Regions from separate parts of the Homo sapiens genome. Here region 2 is linked to region 1. A link is a loop called in an ENCODE intact Hi-C map of the cell type or tissue named here. Cell type or tissue: B cell. All regions are shown on one strand.

Region 1 (8,000 bases):
CCCCCCTGGCTTTTTTTTTTTAGATGGAGTCTCGCTCTGTTGCCCAGGCTGGAGTGCAATGGCGTGATCTCAGCTCACTGCAACCTCTGCCTCCTGGGTTCGAGTGATTATCCTGCCTCAGCCTCCCCGAGTAGCTGGGATTACAGGCGCCTGCCACCATGCCCAGCTAATTTTTGTAGTTTTAGTAGAGACCGGGTTTTACCATGCTGGCCAGGCTGGTCTCGAACTCCTGACCTCAGGCGATCCGCCCATCTTGGCCTCCCAAAGTGCTGGGATTACAGGCATGAGCCACCGTGACCGGACATATATTCTCATTTTTAAAGGCAATCTGTACGAGGTAACACTAGGGATATAGGACCTAGATGTTCAAGTGAAAGGAGGATAAAAAAAGAACAATTTTGGCCTATGTATTCCAAATACATCTTTGATTTATGCATTTTCCATGTTTAGGCCTAAGACTGTGCTTTCTTCACTTTTGTTTCTCTAAACAAAATAGTTTCAGCAATACCAATGTATAGTTGATTCTTGAAAGTTTTGTGTTTTTTTTTTTTTTTTTTAGACGGAGTCTCGCTTTATTGGCAGGCTGGAGGGCAGTGGCACCATCCCCGCTCACCACAACCTCCATCTCCTGGGTTCAAGCAATCATCGTGCCTCAGCCTCCGGAGTAGCTGGGATTACAGGCACACGCCACTACCGCCCGGCTAATTTTTGTATTTTTTGTAGAGATGGGGTTTCACCATATTGGCCAGGCTGGTCTTGAACTCCTGACGTTTGGTGATCCACCCGCCTTGGCCTCCCAAAGTGCTGGGATTACAGGCATGAGCCACCGCGCCCGGCCGATTCTTGGAAGTTTAATAAAAGGCCGGGTGCAATGGCTCACGCCTGTAATCCTAGCACTTTGAGAGGCTGAGGCCAGTGGATCACCTGATGTCAGGAGTGCAAGACCAGCCTGGCCAACATGGTGAAACCCCGTCTCTACCAAAAATATAGAAAAAGTTTGCTGGGTGTGGTGGCACGTGCCCGTAATCCCAGCTACTCGGAAGGCCGAGGCAGGAGAATCGCTTGAATCCGGGAGGCGGAGGTTGTGGTGAGCCGAGATCTCATCATTGCACTCCAACCCGGGCGACAGAGTAATACTCCGTCTCAATTTAAAAAAAAAAAGTTTAATAACAATGATATATGAGCAAGTCAGAATGAAAGAAAAAGCAGTAATATTTTAAAGCATCTACAAGGACTTTTTATTTTCTTTTGAGATGGAGTCTCAGTCTCTTTCCCAGGCTGTAATGAAGTGGCACTGTCTCCCTGCAACCTCCATCTCCCAGGTTCAGGCGATTCTCCTGCCTCAGCCTCTGGAGTAGCTGGGATTATAGGCAGGTGCCACTACACCCGGCTAATTCTTGTATTTTTAGTAGAGACAGGGTTTCACCATGTTGGCCAGGCTGGTCTTGAACTCCTGACCTCAGGTTATCCGCCTTCCTCGGCCCCCCAAATTGCTGGTATAACAGGAGTGAGCCTCTGTGCCTGGTCTACAGGGACTTTTAAAAGGAGACTTTCTCAATGAATTCTAGAAGTAGTAGTAGATAGTACTGCTATTAGGTAGACAAGGTAAAAAAAAAAGATGTTATCAGATGGGAAAAGTGGGCAAAGGGACAATTTAAGCTCACATAGATGGGAAGTGTTCTTTTCCCTTCCTTAGGCACATCCTGGCATATAGGATTTCTAAGACTAAGTATACTTTTCATCAGACCATATTACACTTCCGGATGGATTTATATCAATACTTCATTCTCAGTTCTTGAAATTATTGTGACTCCATCACCTCACAAAATGCAAAAAGAGACATTGTTTATGGTTCGTATGCTTTTTTTTTCCTGTAAAGGGAGGTAAAGATTTATTATACACCTTGAACTTTAAACTTTCCAAAGCACTTAATAGATCTGTTTCAGAACACTTTTTCCTCAGCCTCCTGAGTAGCTGGGATGACAGGTGCGCGCCACGACATCCGGATAATTTTTGTATTTTTTGTAGAGATGGGATTTCCCCATGTTGCCCAGGGTGGTCTCAAACTCCCGGGCTCAAGCAATCCTCCCAACTTCACTTCCCAAAGTGCTGGTATTATGAGGGTGAGCCATCGTCCCGGTCTTCAGAACACATTATATTGTATGCAAATGTCTATAAAACCCGCTCCGCTACTTCTTGGAAGACAAGGACTCATCTTTATTATTTCATATTTATATTTAAATGTGTTATTTTACTTATCTTTATATGTTTGTCTCACACACCTGAGTTGTTGGCATTTAGCAGACTACACTAGCAAACTGGTGGCTGTTCCTGCTTGTTCCTTGTGGTGTTCAAGTTTGCAATTCCTACTAAGCGCTCAGCAAATTCATACTGAAGACATGAATGATATGCCTAGGGTAGTCAGGATGATTCCTTAACCACTCATTCACTGGCATCTGAACACTATCTTTCAGCTGGAGAGAGGTACTGCTGGTTGGGACCCTCAAGCCCCAAAGCTCCCAGGCAACAAGCCCTGCAGCCAGCCCTGAATTTCCTTTCTCCCTGAGACCTCAGCCTCTAATCCTCGTGGGTATTTTCTTTGAAACCACTCTGCAGTTTGCATAGGCTTTGGTATATTTTAGATATTCTTCAAAATTATTATTATTATTATTATTATTGTTGGGCTTTTTTTTGGTAGAGTCAGGGTCTCACTTTATTGTCAAGGCTGGTCCTGAACTCCTCGCTTCAAGAGATCCTCCTCAACCTCCCAGAGTGCTGGGATTACAGGTGAGCCACCGCGCCCATATTCTTTAAATTTTAAATTTAACAATCTAAGATAACTTTTTATATCTTTATTACAGATATCTCCCCAAGAGGAAGATCCTGGAGGAGAGAAAGAGAGGGGTTTGGAGAGGAGACACTGGTTATCTTAGTGGGGGAAATCTGGTCACTTTCCAGAAAGAGCAATTCCTATGGTGGGCGGGGGCGATTGGAAGCTGAGGACGCCACGTGACCTCTGGCTCCGGGGGCTGAGCCGACCCCGCCTCTCCGCCCGCCGCCGGGGGGCGCATGCGCAGCCCATGTTAGTGATGGAGGAGAGAAGATGGCGGAAGCGGAGTGAGTGACTAGATGGTGACTGATGTCGTAACTAGGGGGGGCGAGTTGGGGCAGCGACACGTTCCCCCAGGGGAAAGCTCAGGGCTCTTTTGCGGGCAGTGTGGGGAAAGAGAGACTCGAGACCCGTCCTATCGTGGAGGAGCCGGCTAGGCCCGTGTCGCGGGGCGAAGACGAACTCTAGGGTCCAGTTACCCTCCAGGCAGGAGCGCCCCTTCCGCCATCAGGTCCCGGATCTGCGCGGCCCTGCGCGCAGGGTCACCCTTGGGACTCCGGGAGCTGGGGTTTTCCGGGGAACGAGCCCGGGTGGGCTCCTCAGGCGCTGTCATTCCTGCAAGTGGGCCCCGCGGGCAGCCTTGTTACGGCTGCCTGCGCAGGGGCCCGCGGAGGCTGGGTAGGGCAGGGCGGGCACTGCCAGGCCTCCTTCGCCTTCTTCTCCTTCCCGCCCCGGCGCCACCCCACTCCTCCTCAGCGGGAGAATCCGACACGCGGGGCTGCCCGCTTCCCTCGTGCCGGAGGCATCCCGGCGTGGGCCTGAGAGCGGCGGGGGCTGCTTGCAGGTCTGGTGAGGCTGAAAACACCCTGAAAGAAAGGTCTTTCCCTCGATTCTCTGGGTGCAGCGTTGCTGCCTCACACGCGGGCCACATTCTTGTGTGTCGGTGTGACGGTATGTTTAGTTAACGACTCCAGAACTTACTGTTTCCTGGGTAGGCCTCTTGTGCACCAGAACTGCTGGCTGTATTTTGCAGGTATTAGTATGCCTAGACGGTGGAGTTACCAAAGTTGTTCTTTTGTGCCAGGCCTCGAAATGCAGTGCGATGGTTTGGCCAGTTCCGCTCAACCGATGTTTAGACTTATGCCGAGAATTTGGATTCTCTGTGACCATTTTTGGTTAGGAGTTAGAACTGTTTACCATACTGTTTGGATTGGAGGGCATAGTTGAGCAGATTAACACTTTTAAAAAACCAGAACTTAAGCTGGCCTTTTGCATGTCACTGGTACACGATACGGTAGTAGTATGACAGGCAGCAGTTCGGTAAAAAGTTTACCTTACCTACCACTAATACTGTATAATGTTGAACAGTTACCATATGATGCTGTGATTTGATTGGAAGGCAGTTTGGAAAAAAAAAAAAAAAACAGAAGCATAAAAATGTATGAATTATTTACTAATCCAAAAAGTAAGTGAGGAGTCAGCTTTCTTCCTGACGGTTTTCCTTTCACTTTTCCTCTTATTTTCTTTTTCTTTCTTTGTGACAGCGTCTCTCACTCTTATCTCCCAGGCTGGAGTGCAGTGGCACGATCATAGCTCACTGCAGCCTGGCCCTCTTGGGCTCAAGCGATTTCCCCACCTTAGCCTCTCAAGTTGCTGGGACCACAGTCCTGTGCCACCAGGCCTGGCTAATTTTTTATTTTTCATTTGTAGAGACAGGGTTTCCCTATGTTGCCCAGGCTGGCTTTGAACGCCTAAGCTCAAGCAGTCCTCCCCCTGAGTGGTAGGATGACAGGTGTGAACCGCCACTCAAGGCCCCCACTTTTCCTTTTTTTTTTTTTTTGTTCGGTTTTTTTTTACATTTGGTTCCTCAGAGAATATAAATACTGTTTACATACGTAATATAGAACAAAGAAAATTTGTACTTAAAAAAGCAACGCTATGGTAATAGTGTATGTGTACCAATTAGTGCCAGATTCATTTGTTTTTTCATGGAATAGAAAGTGTTCTTACATTTTTATCAGTGCTGCTAATGTGGGGTGGGTGGGATTTAGTTTCTCAGAAGAAAAGACCGATAAGAAAAGGGAGATAAAACCAGTATAATCTCTTGTGTGCTTTTCACCTTCGAGGTACATTTCTGGCCCGACAAAAACTACTGCTCTTCTGGTTTCTAACAATATGGAGGTCCTTAGAATTGACTTAAAGTGTTTGAATTTATTCAAATACAGATTCTGTATTTAGTGGAATTTTGTACCACAACAAGTAAGATTATAGTATTGGAGGGAAGAAAGTCTGGTATAAAAGTGTACTTTACTGTCCATACATGAGGAAGTGACATAATTTATGTTTTCAAAATCTGGAGTAATTCTTTGTGAAAAAGATTTTGTAAGGGTATGGGAAGTTGCTGTTTGCTGCTTCTCTGTGTTCTCACAGCAATCTGCTAATAAGTATAACTCAGCTATTAGAAGTAGTAAGGACAGCGTTGTAGACTGATTAGGGGAAAAGCCAGTGTGAGTTAAAAAAATTACTTTTTAACATTTTTTAAAAAGAACTTATTTTTAAGCAAAGTTTATATGGTAAACTAAACTAAGCTAGTTAACATGAGTCCCTAGGCATTCTGTTCTAATGTATAGGTAAGAATGACTTTAGTTTGTAATTAGTGTGGTCAAAAGAATGTAAAGAAATGTTTTAAAATACTCTGATACTGCTTAAATTTTTATTTTCCTAGGTAGTTTAGTATTCTCTCATTACCTGTTTTGGTTTAAAAAAAATCTTTCGGTAATGCAAAGATAAACTTTTGGCTATGCGTTATCTGAGTTACGTATTCTGAATCATTTGAATTCAAATGTAGTAGGTATTAACTATTAAATATGCTCCATATATGTGAAGTATTTTTCCCTTCTAAGTGCTTATAGTGACTGTGTGTTGGCTGTCTTTTATGAGAGCCTTCCTAGCAGTTTAGATTACTGCTGATTATTTCTTTGGAATGAATATTCTTTAAAGCTCATAAGATAATGCTTTTACCAATACAAACACTTTGTGTGACCTGCCAGATTTAAGGACCATAGTACAGCTATGGATACTGAACCAAACCCGGGAACATCTTCTGTGTCAACAACAACCAGCAGTACCACCACCACCACCATCACCACTTCCTCCTCTCGAATGCAGCAGCCACAGATCTCTGTCTACAGTGGTTCAGACCGACATGCTGTACAGGTATTTCAGCTGTAGTGATGGGTAGTCTAAGACTTAAGATGTCATATTACTTTTTGCTTAAGCTGGATTTATGTATTGTTTCATATTCTCAAATGTACAGTTAGAATTACTAATGTTTCAATCAACTGTCTCAATCCATTTTGTGTGGCTATAGCAGAATACCAAGACTGTGTAATTGTAAAGAAAAGAAACTTATTTCTTACATTTCTGGAAGCTGGGAAGTCTAATATGAAGGAGCTGGCATCTCACGAGGGCCGTCTTATTGCCTCATTCCGTGGTGGAAGACTAGAGAGCAAGATACCAAATTTGCAGCCTCAAGCCCTTTTAAAATTTCCTTTAGTCGGCCGGGCGCGGTGGCTCACGCCTGTAATCCCAGCACTTTGGGAGGCCGAGGCGGGCGGATCACGAGGTCAGGAGATCGAGACCACGGTGAAACCCCGTCTCTACTAAAAATACAAAAAATTAGCCGGGCGCAGTGGCGGGCGCCTGTAGTCCCAGCTACTCGGGAGGCTGAGGCAGGAGAATGGCGTGAACCCGGAAGGCGGAGCTTGCAGTGAGCGGAGATCGCGCCACAGCACTCCCGCCTGAGCGACAGAACGAGACTCCGTCTCAAAAAAAAAAAAAAAAAAAAATTTTCCTTTAGTCTATTCATGTGGGCGGAGTCCTTATGGCCTAATCACCCTTCAGGGGTCCTACCTCTTAACACTGTTGCATTGGAGATTAAGTTTCCAACACATACTTAATTGGGGGACACATTTAACCACAGCAACAGCCAACAAAGTTAATTAATAATCATACTATTGGCTAGGCGTGGTGGCTCACGCCTGTAATCCCAACACTGTGGGAGACCAAGGCAGGGAGATAGCTTGAGCTTAGGAGTTGGAGACTGGCTGGGACAACATGTTGAAACCCCATCTCTACAAAAAATACAAAAATCAGCAGGGCATGGTGGCATGTGCCAGTGGTCCCAGCTACTCAGGAGGCTGAGGTGGGAGGATTGCTTGAGCCCAGGAGGTCAAGGCTGCAATGAGCTGTGATCGCACCACTGTACTCCAGTCTAGGTGACAGAGTGAGACCCTGTCTCAAAAAAAAAAAAAAAAAAAAAATGCTGGGCGTGGTGGCTCACACTTCTAATCCCAGCGCTTTGGGAGACCAAGGCTGGCGGATCACTTGAGGTCAGGTGTTTGAGACCAGCCTGATCAACATGGTGAAACCCCGTCTCTACTAAGAATACAAAAATTAGCCAGGCATGGTAATGCATACCTGTAATCCCAGCTACTTGGGAGGCTGAGGCAGGAGTATCACTTGAACCCTGGCGGCAGAGGTTGCAGTGAGCCAAGATAGCGCCACTGCACTCCAGCCTGGGCAAAAAGAGTGAGACTCCATCTCAAAATATATATATATAGTATTGAGAGGGCTTACATTTGTCAGCATGTAGTTTATAGGATTATGTGTAAAGAAAATTATAAGGGGAAAGTCTCTAGGTGCTGCTACAGTATGAAGGCATTCAACCTAGAGCCCCAACATACAGAATGGTTGTAGCTTTATTTTATATTGGAACTCAAAATATAGACTTAGGGAGATCTGTTCAGGTATGTAGATATGTTACGAAGTTTATATTAAACCCAGGTGGCCTAAGAACCCTAAGCAGGAGGATCCATTCTAAATACCTTAGGGGCAGAGGGGGAAGGGAATATTGAACTAGGAAGTCACTTAGTTGAGAAAGTAAAGTTTACTTAGTTAACATTTATGATAATGGAGGTTGGGGCAATATGGTATTATATAAAAAGGGCATGGACCTTCCACTCTATTATACTTTGTTTGAATTCCATTTTCATTATCTTTAGGAGCTATATAGCCTTGGGTATGAGACATAATCCCCTTGAGCCTCAGAAAACTAAAATGAGGGTGAGACTACTTCTTTCATTAATTACTCTGAGGATTAAATGAAGTA
Region 2 (8,000 bases), 370 kb after region 1:
TCAATGAAAAAATTAAGAAAATTAAAAAATTTATTGAAACAAATTAAAATGGAAACACAACATAACAAAACCTATGGGATACAGTGAAAGCAGTACTAACAGGCATGTTTATAGCAATAAGTGCCTACATCAAAAAAGCAGAAAACTTCAAATAAACAATGTAATGATGCATCTTAAAGAACTAGAAAAGTAAAAAACCAAACTCAAAGTTAGTAGAAGGCTGGGAGTGATAGCTCACGCCTGTAATCCCAGCACTTTGGGAGGCTGAGGCAAGTGGATCACCTGAGGTTGGGAGTTCAAGACCAGCTTGGCCAACATGGTGAAACCCTGTCTCTACTAAAAATATAAAAATTAGCCAAGCATTGTGGTGTGTGCCTGTAATCCCAGCTACTCAGGAGGCTGAGGCAAAAGAATCACTTGAACCCAGGAGGCAGAGGTTGCAGTGAGCTGAGATCATGCCACTGTACTCCATCCTGGGCAACAGAGCAAAACTCTGTCAAAAAAAAAAAAAAAAGTAGAAGAAAAGAAATCACAAAAATCAGAGCAGAAATAAATGAAATTAAAATAAAGAACAATGCAAAAAAATTAATAAAATGAAAAGTTGGGTTTTTTGAAAAGATGAATAAAATCAATAAACTTTTAGCCAGATTAAGAGAAAAAGAGAGAAGATCCAATAAATAAAATCAGAGATGAAAAAGGAGATATTACAACTGATACAGTAGAAATTCCAAGGATCAACTATATGTTAATACATTGGGAAACCTAGAAGAAATGGATAAATTCCTAGATATATACCATTTACCAAGATTGAACCATGAAGAAATCTGAAACCTCAATAGACCAATAGCAAGTAAAAAGATCAAAGTCATAATAAAAAGTCTCCTAGCAAAGAAAAACCTGGGACCCAATGGCTTCAATGCTGATTTTTATCAAACATTTAAAGAAGAACTAATACCAATCCTACTCAAGCTGTTCTGAAAAATAGAGGAGGAAAAACTACTTCCAAATTCGTTCTATGAGGCCAGTATTACCCTGACACCAAAACCAAAGACACACCAAAACAAACAAACAAGCAAACCAAAAAACAGAAAACTGTAGGGCAATGTCCCTGATGGATCTTCTCAGCGAAGATCCTCAACGAAAATGCTAGCAAACTGAATTCAACAACACATTAAAAAAATCATTCATCATGACCAAGTGGCATTCATCTTAGGAATGCAAGGATGGCTCAACATACACAAATCAATCAATGTGATACAACCTATCAACAGAATGAAGGACAAAAACCATATGATCATTTTAATTGATGCTGAAAAAGCATGTGATAAAATTCAACATCACTTCATGATAAAAGCCCTCAATAAACTGGGAGTAGATGGAAGATACCTCAACACGATAAAAACCATATTTGACAGGCCCGTAGGTAGTATCATACTGAATAGGAAATACTGAAAACCTTTTCTCTAAGATCTGGAACAATATAAGGATGCCCACTTTAACCACTATTATTCAGTGTAGCACTGGAAGTCTTAGCTAGAGCAATTAGAGAAGAGAAAGATATAAAGAGCATCCAAACTGGAAAAGAAGAACCCAAATTATCCTTGTTTGCAGATGATATAATCTTATATTTGGAAAATCCTTAAGACTCCACCAAAAAAAATTATTAGAATGGATAAACAAATTCAATAAAGTTGTAGGATACAAAATCAACATATAAAACTCAGTAGCATTTTTATATACCAACAGCAAACAATCAGAAAAAGTAAGAAAATAATCCCATTTACAGTAGCTACAAATAAAATAAAATACCTAAGAACAAACTCAACCAAAGAAGTAAAAGATCTCTACAATGAAAACTATAAAACATTGAAGTAAGAAATTAAAGAGGACACACACACAAAAAAAGGAAAGATATTTTATGTTCTTGGATTAGAATAATAATTATTGTTAAAATGTCCATTTTATCCAAAGCAATTTACAGATTATATACAATTCCTATCAAAATACCAAAGACCTTCTTCACAGAAATAGAAAAAATAATCCTAAAATTTGTATGAAACCACAAAAGATCCAGCATAGCCAAAGCTAACCTGAGCAAAAAGAACAAAACTGGAGGAATCACATTACCTAAATTAAAATTATATTGCAGAGCTAAAGTAGCCAAACTAGCATGGTACTGGCATAAAAATAGATACATAGACCAATGGAACAGAATAGAGAACCCAGATATAAATCCATCATCTACAGTGAACTCGTTTTTGACAAAGGTATCAGTAACATATATTGGGGAAAAGATAGTTTCTTCAATAACGGTTCTGGGAAAACTGGATATCCATATGCAGAAGAATGAAACTACACCCCTATCTCTTGCCACATACAAAAATCAAATCAAAATGGATTAAAGGGCCAGGCATAGTGCCTCACGCCTGTAATCCCAGCACTTTGGGCGGCAGAGGCAGGTAGATCACTTGAGGTCAGGAGTTTGAGACCAGCCTGGCCAACATGGTGAAACCCTGTCTCTACTAAAAATACAAAATTAGCTGGGCGTAGTGGGGGGCGCCTGTAATCCCGGCTATTCTGGAGGCTGAGGTGGGAGAATTGCTTGAAGCTCGGAGGCAGAGGTTGCAGTGAGCCAAGATCAGGCCACTGCACTTCAGCCTGGACCACAGAGCGAGACTCTGTCTCAAAAAACAAACAAACAAACAAACACCCCAAGACCCTAGTAGGCACAGACACAAGCGGCTGGATGTTGAGAGGAACACACCGGCGGAGGAGCACACAGGTGGCTGGACATTGAGAGGAACAGAGGAGCAGAAGAGCACACCGACAGGCACCAGCGGACGCTGCCAGGTCACCGACAAGCAGCACGATGTGTAGACCGAGGGGAATTTGGCCAGGGCAGTCAGTGGAGAGTCTGGCTGCTGAGCGGCCGGACTCCAGGGGAAAACCACCTTTCCACTCCATTCCCTTTCTGGCTCCCCATCCATCTGTTGAGAGCCACTTCCACCAATCAATAAAACCTTGCACTCATTCTCCAAGCCCACTGTGTGATCCGATTTTTCCGGTACACCAAGGCCAGAACCCCAGGAAACAGAAAGCCCTCTGTCCTTGCGGTAAGACAGAGGGTCTAACTGAGCTGATTGACGCAAGCCGCCTATACACAGCAAAACTGAAAGAGCACCCTGTAACACACGCCTACTGGGGCTTTGCTTCAGCAGCTGTAAGCATTCACCCCTAGACGCTGCGGTGAGTTCGGAGCCCACGTGCCCCACAACCTGCCCGTCTGCATGCTCCCCCTAGAGGTTTGAGCAGCGGAGCACCAAAGAAGCAAGCCACACCCCCATTGTTACCGGTAGAAGGTGTCCAGGTTCTTGGCGTCTTGAACAAAGAATTGGACAAAACGCACAAAGCAAGGAAGGAATGAAGGGATTTACTGAAAATGAAAGTATACTCCACAGTGTGGGAGTGGGCCGAGCACAGGGGCTCAAAGACCCCGTTACAAATTTTTTGGGAGTTTAAATATCCCTTAGAGGATTCCATTGGTTACTTAGAGTACGCCCTGTGTAAATGAAGAGGATGAAGTAAGGTTACAAAGTCGTTTATGGTGTACACCCTATGGAGAGGATATTTCCTGTTATAGCCGAAGTGCGAATCGGCCTTATGTTCCCTACCTCCAGACCCTATTTTCCTGCCTCACCATCGCATGCCCTGCAAGGGGGATAAGGAAACTATTACCATTTCAGTATCAAGGAAATGAAACTTACCAGATCGTCACATCTGGACAATGAGACACCAGATCCCTCACCCACCATGATTCCCTAAACGACCACCTGATTCCTGTTGACCAACTCCTCTTCCTTACCCCTCCCTAATTCCTGATTTCCTGCAAGTAGTCACATTTCTTTCTTGCTATGTAAACCCTTGATTCTAGTTGGTTGGGGAGACAGATTTGAGACTGATCTCCTCGGCTGCAGCACCAGATTAAAGCCTTCCTCCCTGGCAATTCTCATTGTTTCAGTGATTGGCATTCTGTGCCAGGAGCAGCTGGATCTAGACGGAACCCCTGGCCTTTTAGTAACACATGTGGATCTGGCCCTGCCCGCCTCCCCGCTGTCTGTACTGATCTGAGTACATTCAAGTACCTGCGCATGCCCAGAACGCACCAAGCATTCTGTCCTCTGGCAGCCTCCTTCGGACCATCCAGATGTCACCTCCTTCAGGAAGCCCTCCCTGGTGGCCCCGCCCTTTGGGAGCACAAAACCCTTTATGCTCCCAAAGCCCAACGCCTTTATCATGTGCTGATGCTACTCTGCTTCTTCGCTGGCCCGGCAGGCCGGTGCACACTTTGTAGGAGCGGGCTTTGTCATAATCTTCTTTGTAGCCCCAGCCCTAGCTCAGCAGCGGAGCCCCTCAAACCTCGGGAACTCCTCCCTGCAAAGGAGCCAGGACGCCCTCCCTCAGGCTGCCTTTAACCAGGGCAGGGTGACAAAGGACCTCCACAGAGTAGGCGGTCACTGCCTTAGCAGTGAGGCCTCAGGGCCCGGGCAGGCACAGCCAGCGGGACTCGAAGCAGGCTGGCGCCGAGGCTCGTGTAGCCGCCTCACAGCTGCAGGCGGACTGTAAGTGCGCGCGCGGTCGCCATGGCAGCGCAGCCGCCGCGGCCAGTGGGTGAGAGGAGCATGGGGAGCTCCCGGGAGGCCGCCCGTGCGCCGGCCAGGTCCCCGGCTTGGGCCTCCACTCAGGCCAGTACTCCGGGCGCGGCCCTGGCGGTCCAGCGCGGTAAGAAGTAGGGAGCACGTCTGCGCGGCCTGGCCCAGACAAAACGCGCGAGGGGCGCCGGGGTCGCACGGCAGGAGTCCTCCCAGCAGCCCGCCAGCCCAAGGCGTCGAGGCGGGAGGGGGGCCCCTGGGAACCCCAGCTGTGGCCAGAGGTTTGGGGCGCCCAGAAACGAGGGCAGGAGAAGAGTCCCCGGTCGCCCTTTGCGACCGGGGGCAGGAGAGGAGTCCACGGAGAGGAGTTCCCGTGGGTCCGCCCTTTGCGCGATAGGTTGTGCAGATGGTGTCTGTCGCCGTGCTCTCAGGGTCTCCGGGAGGGGGTGGCGGGGGGGCTCTTCTCAGCCCCCTTTTTGTGAAAGTCCCAGAGAGCAGGTCACAGGGGGGCATGAGGGTCTTGATACTGTTTCTGACTTTGCACCTCTGTACTATCTCCGTTTTAAATATTTCTGCGCCCATGATTAGCAAGTTAAGCACCTACCCTGAACGGCCACCCCCTACCCGCCATTTCCGTTTTATATGCTGGTTTTAAAGTCTGTTTGTGGATACGGAACTGTGTTCGGAGGCTGGCTTAATAATACTGCATCCAGGAGATGGGCAGTGTTAGGCTCTGCCTTTAGCATGAGAGGAAATTTAAGCTGGCATAACAACTTGTTCAAATGTACACACTGCGGATTCTGGATAGGGCACCCACGTTCTGACTCATGCTTATCGCTTAGATTTCCCAGTGCTTGGCTAAGTATAGAAAAGCATGTTTTGGAGGGATCTACCTCCTAAGTAAGTCCTCTCTCTGGAAATTGTTAAAACGTGGCTGCCAGAGGCGTGGATGAAAAAATGAAATTTGGGTTAGGTTCTTGACATTTTCCTGCGTAGCTGGGTTATTTCCTAGTTTTTGCTTTACAATTTGAAGGCTATTTTCCTTCTAATATGAATACAATATAGGAAATAAATTCATTGGTGCCACAAAATCCTGGCATACAAAATACGTAGGTGAATTTTAAATCAAAGGAAGGGTAGCAGAAACTTTTAAATACTGTAAATCTCTGGCTAGCTTGTTAAATAAGAATATTTCCATAACTTTGTTTAGCTGTATTTAGCTCGTAGTCTAAGATTCCTTCATGCCTTCGCGAAAATGAATTGTAGTCTGACACATTTCTGTGCCCTCGGAGATTCTCAGGGCAATTTTTCTCTTAATACCAAGGAAGACAGTAGGGAAGAAAGAAGCCCAGTGGGAGCCCAGCTCCAACTTCTATTTGGGATCTACTTGCTTTGTTTCCTGGGGAGGACGCTAAAGCAGCATTTTCTAGATTGCATTCCAAGTGAGGTTTTTGTTTTGTTTTGTTTTTGAGATGGAGTCTCCTCTGTCGCCCAGGCTGGAGTGCAGTGGCGCGATCTCTGCCCACTGCAACCTTGTAACCTCCACCTCCCGCATTCAAGCGATTCTGTCGCCTCAGCCTCCGAAGTAGCTGGGACTACAGGCATGCGCCACCACACCAGCTAATTTTTGTATTTTTGGTAGAGATAGGGTTTCACCATATTGGCCAGGCTGGTCTCGAACTCCTGGCCTCAAGTGATCCGCTCGCCTCGGCCTCCCAAAGTGCTGGGATTACAGGCGTAAGCCACCGCACCCGGCCGGAAATGCAGCATTCTTATCCTCCCTATTCTCAAGCTTAACAGTTTGCAGAGTGTGCACGTTTTAAATGCCCTGAGAAGTGTTGTGTCTGTGTATAGTTTTGTTTATTTTAGTACTTCTCAGACTTACTTGATAATAAGACCTATTCTATTTGGAACACCTTTGATCATCCTGTAGAACATGCATATTCCACAAAATACAGTTTGGGAAATATTGTGCTACAATATCATTTAAATACATGAAAATTTTCTAAAATAGGTGAAGCTTTTTTTAATACGTACATCTATCCACATGACAGAAATTATGCTATTTAAATTTTTCAGAGAATATCTAGTGACATGGGAAAACTGCTTACAATATAATGTTAATTTAAAAAACAGCATATAAAGTTATATCCAAAGATTCCAATTTTGTTTAAAAAATACTTAATATGCATATAAAAGAAAAACTATAGGAAGTATGTATGCCTAGACCTCAATTGTGGTTGTTCTTTGGCAGTGGGATTGCAGATTAACATGTATTTTTTTTTAATGTTAGAAATTTCCGGTCGGGCTCAGTGGCTCACCTGTAATCCCAGCACTTTGGGAGGCTGAGGCAGGCTGATCACTTGAGGTCAGGAGTTTGAGACCAGCCTGGCCAACATGGTGAAACCCCGTCTTTATAGCTGGGTGTGGTGGTGTGTGCCTGTAGTCCCAGCTACTCGGGAGGCTGAGGCAGGAGAATCGCTTGAACCCGGGAGGCAGAGGTTGCAGTGAGCCGAGATTGCGCTCCTGCTCTCCAGCTTGGGTGGCAGATCAAGAACCTATCTCAAAAAAAAAAAAAAAAGAAATTTCCAAATTGTCTGGAATAAGTATATTAAATTTATTTTTAAAAAGGTTATTAAAAACTATAAGAAAATTTTGTTTGCTTTCATCTGAAATGTAATGTTCCTCATGTTAAATCTCGTTCTGCAGATCCGTTTAGCAAACTCATTATTCTTCAGAGTGCAAAGGACACTCAGTAAACAACATTTCTGAGATGTAGAGACTTAGAAGAGAAGCCAGCTCCTAAAAAGCTAGGCTGGTTGAGCAATGAGATCTCTGTGCACAAATTTTTAAAAGACATCCACAAAAGGTAGATGTATAGAAAACAAAGACAGTGGCCTGTACTTCTAAGAAAAGTAACAGCATAACTTCCACCCCAGAAGATGTAGGCCTTGCAGAAGATGCTTTTGAGGTATTACTGAGAACAGCAAGGTCATTAAGGAAATCTGCATGTATAACAGAAAGGAGATCTCAACTCCTGCTTTGTGTCTGTCTTCTTAAGAACTTAGGGAAAAGTCACCTTTAGAAAGAGGAAATGGAAGGCTGGGTAGGAGAAGAGCTTCTGTGAGCCAGGCCTCGATTTGGTATGAAGAAATGACAGTTACATTCAAACTTGGGATGGTGTAGAGGGTATCCAAGAAGCTTGTGGGAGTAGGTGCTTTATCAGATCCCTTTTGAGTTAGGTTATTAGATAAAATTGTTTTTATGTGAAGCTATTTTAAGAAACCTTTTCCTCTCGTGGATGCTGAGATACTGAGTTGAAAAAAAAAAAAAAAAAAAAGAAACCTTGAG

What was found. Peaks named below come from ENCODE experiments on the same cell type or tissue, not always from the same donor. Only the 100,000 strongest peaks of a DNase experiment are listed, where the experiment ranks them.
Region 2: it touches region 1 in a loop (26-fold over the local background); 4 of 110 quality-filtered maps call a loop at or near these places.

What each region holds. Positions count from the first base shown.
Region 1 is chr3:170,176,819-170,184,818 of GRCh38, reverse strand. PHC3 (polyhomeotic homolog 3) reads left to right here and starts at 3,086. Exons shown (of 15, transcript NM_024947.4): 1 at 3,086-3,117; 2 at 5,881-6,046. The coding sequence starts at 3,104. RefSeq lists silencers at 2,932-3,071, 3,542-3,621. In B cell, no CTCF peak of the experiment used is centred here; DNase peaks (open chromatin) are centred at 3,108 and 5,978; H3K4me3 peaks cover 3,306 bases; H3K27ac peaks cover 3,447 bases.
Region 2 is chr3:169,809,189-169,817,188 of GRCh38, reverse strand. LRRC34 (leucine rich repeat containing 34) reads left to right here and starts at 4,285. Exons shown (of 11, transcript NM_001172779.2): 1 at 4,285-4,779. The coding sequence starts at 4,641. LRRIQ4 (leucine rich repeats and IQ motif containing 4) reads right to left here and starts at 4,319. Exons shown (of 6, transcript NM_001080460.3): 1 at 4,143-4,319. RefSeq lists enhancers at 2,681-2,730, 3,021-3,120 and a silencer at 4,611-4,910. In B cell, a CTCF peak has its summit at 3,316; DNase peaks (open chromatin) are centred at 3,228, 4,148, 4,378, 4,618 and 1 weaker place; H3K4me3 peaks cover 3,113 bases; H3K27ac peaks cover 3,297 bases.